2 separate regions of the Mus musculus genome follow, and region 1 is linked to region 2. The links are chromatin contacts, found by Hi-C or POLR2A ChIA-PET in ENCODE. All regions are on one chromosome and are shown on one strand. Each heading gives the region's core, a stretch centred on a gene start or an enhancer-like site at or near the end of the contact. The rest is flanking DNA. Distances are from core to core; before and after follow the strand shown.

Region 1 (3,316 bases), core at 103-2,602, 1.9 Mb before region 2:
AACTGATTTCTTGTATAATCCCTGGACTGCCTGGTATCCTCTGGAAATTGCTTTGTTGAACAGCCTAGGCGTTGGAACCCAGGTGAAGTTGCCACATACTGGGCCACTGCAGTTTCTGTCACCCAGCGTCAGTAGATGGCATTTCCAAGGCTCCAAGGCAAATAACGGATCAGAAAATAACTGATGGCCTTGGATGAACTTCCAACTACGCAGAAATTACTCAATAAATAAATACATAAAAATAAAGAATAAAAAAGTAAAATAAAAAAATAGGCGTCTCCCAATTGCCCGAATGGGGTGTACAAACCCCATCAATTTCACCCTGTTTATCAGACAGGGTATCTCTTAACCATAATCCAGGAACCAACAGGAAGCTTACTGTTTAGAGTCTGCCATTCACCTTGGGATTCTGCAGAGGGAATGCATTTCCTGGAGACCCTAGACACAGCTGGGTCAGCCCACCCCTCCATTATCCGGGATGAAAAGAGAATTTGGGGCTTTTTCTCTTCCTCCTCCTCCTCCTCCTCCTCCTCCTCCTCCTCCTCCTCCTCCTCCTCCTCCTCCTCCTCCTCCTCCTCCTCCTCCTCCTCCTCCTCCCCTCCTCCTCATCCTCCTCCTCCTCCTCCCCCCCCCCTCCTCCTCCTCCCCCCCCCCCACCACCATTTCGGTCCAAATTAAAAGCAACAGTTTATTAAATATTAGGTACTGACCAAGAGATGGACCTGGGTCAGAAATATCCGCAGAATTTCCCAGCCGGAATAGCCCCCGGTCACATATTGTAGGGGTTTATACAGATAATCAATTTGGCCACCGCACTTTCTCACGAGGGTTACTTAGAAAAAAAAACTACAATTCCCAGAATCGCTAGAAGTTACCTGGCTCCTGGGCCGGTAACGCTTACAGGCTAATTTTGGCAATTACATACGCAAGCTTGATTTCCATTACATATCCACCTTCATTTCCGGAGGAAGAAAGGGAAGTGCCTAATGAATAAAGCAAAGGTAGTTCAAGCAAGCTCCAGATTTCCCGATTTAGAGAGCTAGGGAGGGCAGGGTCAATTCCTACAAAGGGGAGGAGCAGCCCGAGCTGACGCGGTGGGTTCTCCCCAGAGCTGGATGGGAAGACAGACGGGTATGCTTTTGGAAAACAGGCACAAGCGCTACTGAAATTCAAATCTCTGTGTATCTGCAGAAAGAATGATACTGTAGTGGAAGACCAGGCCAGCAACCAAGCGGAGTCCCATCTGCACATTCTAACCCTAAGGGAGGTTTAATGGCCAATCAGAACCTTGAGGTGGAGCTGTTCATGTTACGCAAGACTTAGTGACCAATCGGAGCCTTGGGGTGGATTTGTCAGTCAGGAGAGAAGGCGGGACCTTCCGGGTTCCTTGCGGCAGTTTCAGCTCTATAACGGACCCTGCTGGAAAAGTTCTGATTGTTTTTCTCTAAGCGCTGCTGCTGGGTGCTGTGAGGGAAGCTCTAGCAAGTTGCTAATTCGCGACATGGTGAGTGCAGAGCCACTGCCCACAGAGGGAAGGAGCAGGCAGTTGTGTAGCAGAAGTTGGTATGGTGGCTTGTCCCTGGGTCTGGGTGGTAAGTGTGGCCAGATCTGACCACCTGTTACTTCCCTTTTTGTCCTAGTCATTCCCTGAACCCAGCGGTGGGCTGTGAATAACTTCACTATGAGGGCGGCATCTGCTCAAAGCATCTGGCTCAGAGACTTGTGTGTGGAAACATCCTTAGCAGGATGTCAAACTCAGAGAGGCCTAGTTTCTCTACTTCTAAAAGTTAACTCCCCCATCATTTAACATTTAGCTGTAAGACCTATTTGGAGTTAATTCTGTAGAAGTTATAAAAGGCATCTCATGTTGGGTAGCACTCCCATATCAAACTGTGGTGTAGAAGAGTAGAATTGATGATGTTAAAGGATTTACCAATGCTTAGGAGATAGTTAAGCGACAGCAAGTAGAGTTTAGCTGAGGGAGGAATGCCTCTGAGACACCCTACAGATAAGTAGTGTGCTAACCAGACCCGTTAGAGATCAGGATGCTAGGATAGATATATTTGTTCACTAGGATTGTCCAGAAAAGTGCTCCAGTGCTTAACAAAGGAGGCTACTCTGATTGACAACCAGCCACTAGGGCCATCCTCATAGCAAAGAACTGGCTGCTCAAGGGAGCGTTATAGAGTCCCAATCAACATTAAAGGCTGTTTATCACAAAGTGCTGCTAGTTTTCTTCTTGAGAAAAAGCATAGTTCTGCCATATTCGCAGGAGAACACCGGCTGGCAACTCTTTGAAAAGGGAAAACACTGTTGGGTCCAGGACTGGCTTGATCAAGCAAGGCTTTCTGTGAGGCCCTTATGTATAGAAAATGGCATAGCTCTTTCTCAAACCCAGGAACATGCTTGACAGAGCCAGGTAGGCCCTCATGTATTGAGAGTAAAATAGAACTTTTCTTTTTCTTTTTCCTTTTTTTCTTCCTTTGTCTTTATTATTAGTAGTAATTATTTTACTTATTTACATTCAAATGTTGTCCCTTCCTGGTCTCCCCTCCACAACCTCCATCCCATCCCCTCCCCTTTGCCTCTATGAGGGTTCCTACCCACTCACCCACTCCTGCCTCACCCTTCTAGCATCCCCCCCTACCCCCAGGGGGGCAACAAGCTTCCACAAGACCAAGCTCCTCCCCTCCCATTGATGTTAGTTAAGGCAGTCCTCTGCTACTGCTACATATGTAGCAGGAGCCATGAACCCACTCATATATACTCTTTGGTTGGTGGTTTAGTTCCTGGGGGCACTGATGGGTCTTGTACTGGCTAGTTTTGTGTCAACTTGACACAGCTGGAGTTATCACAGAAAAAGGAGCTTCAGTTGGGGAAATGCCTCCATGAGATCCAACTGTAAGGCATTTTCTCAATTAGTGATCAAGGGGGAAAGGCCCCTTGTGGGTGGGACCATCTCTGGGCTGGTAGTCTTGGTTCTGTAAGAGAGCAGGCTGAGCAAGCCAGTAAAGAACATCCCTCCATGGCCTCTGCATCAGCTCCTGCTCCCTGACCTGCTTGAGTTCCAGCCCTGACTTCCTTTGGTGATGAACAGCAGAATGGAAGTGTAAGCCGAATAAACCCTTTCCTCCCCAACTTGCTTCTTGGTCATGATGTTTGTGCAGGAATAGAAACCCTGACTAAGACAGGTCTGGTTAGTTAATATTGTTGTTCTTTCTATTGGACCCAGCCATGGGAACCCAGTGGAAGAGTTAAGGGAAGGACTGATGGAGCTGAAGGGGATTGTAACACTATAGGAAGAGTCCCTTTACTA
Region 2 (3,247 bases), core at 359-2,858:
TGACACAGTTCTTCGTGTTGTGGTGACCCCCAACTGTAAAATTATTTTGTTGCTACTTCATAACCGTAATTTTGTTACTTGTATGAGTCATAATGTAAATATCTGATATGTAGCATGTGTGATATAAGACCCCTGGGTCTTTTGACCTCGCAAAGTGAAATTGAACACAGGATGAGAAAACTGCAGTGTTAAAGAGAAAGCTAAGTGGTTAAGAAATCTTGTTCTAGCAAGGGATTCCCCATTGGGTTCTCAGCACCCGTGGGGTTCACAAACATCAACTCAAGCTCAAGGGACTTACCGCCATCTTCTCCCCTCCGAGGGAACTAGGCATTATGTAATATGCATACAAAACATTCAAACATATAAAATACATAAATCTTAAAAATAAAGATTGTGCGGGAAGGGAAAACACATGAGACTGGTAAGTAGCACAGTTGGTATAGAGCCTTCTGAGGAGCAGGAAGAAGCCTTGGGTTCCTTTTGAAGCACTACATAAAGACAGAAATGGCTGACACATATCTTTAGTCTTTAATCGGGTGGTATTGCAGGTCTAGTTTCTCTGCGTTATCTTTAAGAGGTTCCGTACTTCGAGTTTCTTTCACTTTTTGAATTACACTCACTCTTGCGGTGAGTGAAAAAAGAAAGATCAGAAGTTCAAAGTTAACCCTCGGTAACACAGCGAGTTTAAGCATAGACTGAGTCATGAGTGTCTATCTCTAAAGAAAACAGTCAGCACACTAGAATAGGTCACACACACACACACACACACACACACACACACACGCGCGCGCGCGCACTATCATCTGACTGTAAAACTTTGTTTAAACTACAATAATAAAAGCAATCTACTCTGGAGAATGTTCTCAGCCCAGCATCTTTAATCAAAGCATTCCGGAGGCAGAGGCAGGATATCTGTGAGTGCATGCAAGGCCAGCCTGGTCTACAAAGAGAGCTCCGGAGGGAGCCAGGACTTCGTAGAGAGACCCTATTTCAAAAGCCAAAACAAATGTCCTATTTCACAATAAAAAGATAAAGAGAAAATTAGGAAATAAAGGTAAAAGAATACAGTTAGCTGTTTTTGACAAAGAAACAAAGAAAACTCAAGGAATTCCCTTCATTAATAAATATTAGTGAGCCACCTTAACATCTATATGTAAGAAATTAATAAAGGACTTTATAACTGTCACGAAAATTAACTCTAAGTGTATTCTAAACCTAAATAATGAAATGCGAAGTACAGAACCTCTTAAAGATAACTGAGACGAACTGGACTCACAACACTGCCTAAGAGCCCGTAACAAAGTGACGTCACCCGAAAAGGCGAGAGGGGCGGAGCCTCCTGCCACCGCGCTCTGCGCTCTACGCAAGCGCGGCCCGAGGGGCGGAGCTGACCAGAGCCGGGGCCCAGAACAGCGCTTCCGCTCCAGCCGCAAGGAGGCTCCACCAGACGGCCTCCCGGGGCTCAGCCCGCCTCTCCTCCCCGTCTGAGGACAGCAGCCCCTTGCTCACCATGGCGCGGCTTCCGATCTCGACTGCACTCTCCCCACAGGTCCTGGCAGCGGAGCTCGCAAGCGCGGCTCAAGTGGCACCTCGCTCAGCCTTAAAGGGGAACCCGGAGCATGGCGGCGAAAAACCCGCCTCTCGCCGCTCGGCAGCGCCCTTTATTGGACAGCTGGTCTGGCTGCTCTGAATGGCTAGCAAGGCCGGAGTGACAGGAGAGAGTGGAAGCGAAGAGACAAAGGCAGCCCAGCGGGTCCTTGTGGCCCGTGGCTTGTCCCCCGAGTACACACGTGAAGGAGTTTTCCTTTTAGGAACTTACTCCTGCCTTCCAGAGCTGGACCTGCCGTCTAGAGTCGTGCGTTCGCACTGTCCACTACACGCAATGGCTAGTATAGGGATCGCCGTGAATTTTTATACAAAAGGTTAATTTAAAAATTTTAATTGCATGTATTTAGTTAAAAGAAAAGTGTGGCAGAAGAACATGTGTCCCACAGAGCATGAGTGGAAGTTAAAGGGCAATTAGCTAGAGTTGATGGCCCCTTTGCACCTTATGGGTCCTGGGGATCGAACTCAATTCATAGGGTTTAGAAGCAAGCACCTTTACTCGCTGAGCCATTTCGCTTTTCCAAAAGTTGATTAAAAAAAAAAATTTAAGCGCAACTGTTATTTACTTTTGAAAGGGAGGTGGGGATAAAGAGACTGCCAAATTTAGAGACCAGTCTAGCTAGGTCCTGTAATCCCAGTACATGGGAGGCTGAGGCAGGAAAATCAGGCATCTGACAAGGCTACAGACTGGATTCAAGGCCAGTCTCAGAACAGAAACACACACAACACAGAAACACTCTGTAATACAATGCTTCCATAGCATGGTTGAAACCAGAGGTTGAATCTTGGGTACCCACCTCAAACTTGAAGGCAAAAAACTAATTACAGAAATAAATAAAAGGGCTGGAGGATAGGAGGTTAAAGAGTGTGTATTGCTCTTCCAGAGAACCTTAGTTCTCTTCCCAAGCTCACACATCTGTCAACTCACAACTGCCTGTAAATTCAGTTTCAGAGGAACTCATGCCTTCTACTTTTGCCCATGAAATAAAATGAAATCTAATAAGATACTTATCAATTGATACTGAGAGGTAAGAATGTGGGTTCATGGGCTGTGATGGCGCATCCCTTTAATCCCAGCGTTCCTGAGGCAGAGGCAGGTGGATCTCTGTGAGTACAAGGCCAACTTGGTTTATTTCAGCTGCCAACAAACTAATGCCAAGAAAATGAAGCTGGGCTTGGGGGCAAGGGACTGTAACCTCAGAACTTCAAAGACTGAGGCAGAGCTGGCCTGAGCTATGGAAATACCCTAAACTAAAATTGTTCAAACATCTCAAACATACTCCACCTATCATATAATAAGCACTTGATAAATGTCTACAGAAAGTAAATTTTAAGTATCAAAAAAAAATTGTAAATACCCAGGAAGCTCCCAGAGACTGAACCAGGAGCATACGTGGGCCGACTCGAGGCCCCTGGCACATATATAGCAGATATATATTCCCAGTGGGAGAAAATGTGCTTAATCCTCAAGAGACTTGAGGCCCCAGGGAAGAGGGAGGCTTGGTTGGTGGGGGGAGCACACTTGTGGAGACAAGGAGGAGGAGGAATGGGATGAGGAACTGTGGGGAAGGGCATGGGGGGGGGTGACTGGAACGTAAATAAATAAAATTATTAAAAATTTATAAAAATATTAAATTACTCT

What was found. A loop is a pair of places that touch in the nucleus more often than their neighbours do. ChIA-PET counts read pairs that join two places held with the same protein, here RNA polymerase II (POLR2A).
Region 1: a loop to region 2 is called in a map of T-helper 17 cell, with 7 times the contacts of the local background. The contact joins the promoter of AI987944 here to the promoter of Zfp619 in region 2. A Hi-C loop is called at or near these places in 1 of 37 maps with a recorded cell type or tissue (T-helper 17 cell). POLR2A ChIA-PET finds 5 or more read pairs at or near these places in 1 of 5 experiments (embryonic stem cell).

Annotation. Positions count from the first base shown.
Region 1 is chr7:41,391,415-41,394,730 of GRCm38, reverse strand. It overlaps AI987944 (expressed sequence AI987944), which reads left to right and starts at 1,352. Exons shown (of 5, transcript NM_001199330.1): 1 at 1,352-1,504. It overlaps Gm17102 (predicted gene 17102), which reads right to left and starts at 1,033. Exons shown (of 2, transcript NR_166533.1): 1 at 711-1,033.
Region 2 is chr7:39,516,127-39,519,373 of GRCm38, reverse strand. Zfp619 (zinc finger protein 619) reads right to left here and starts at 1,608. Exons shown (of 4, transcript NM_001004139.2): 1 at 1,510-1,608. The coding sequence starts at 1,512.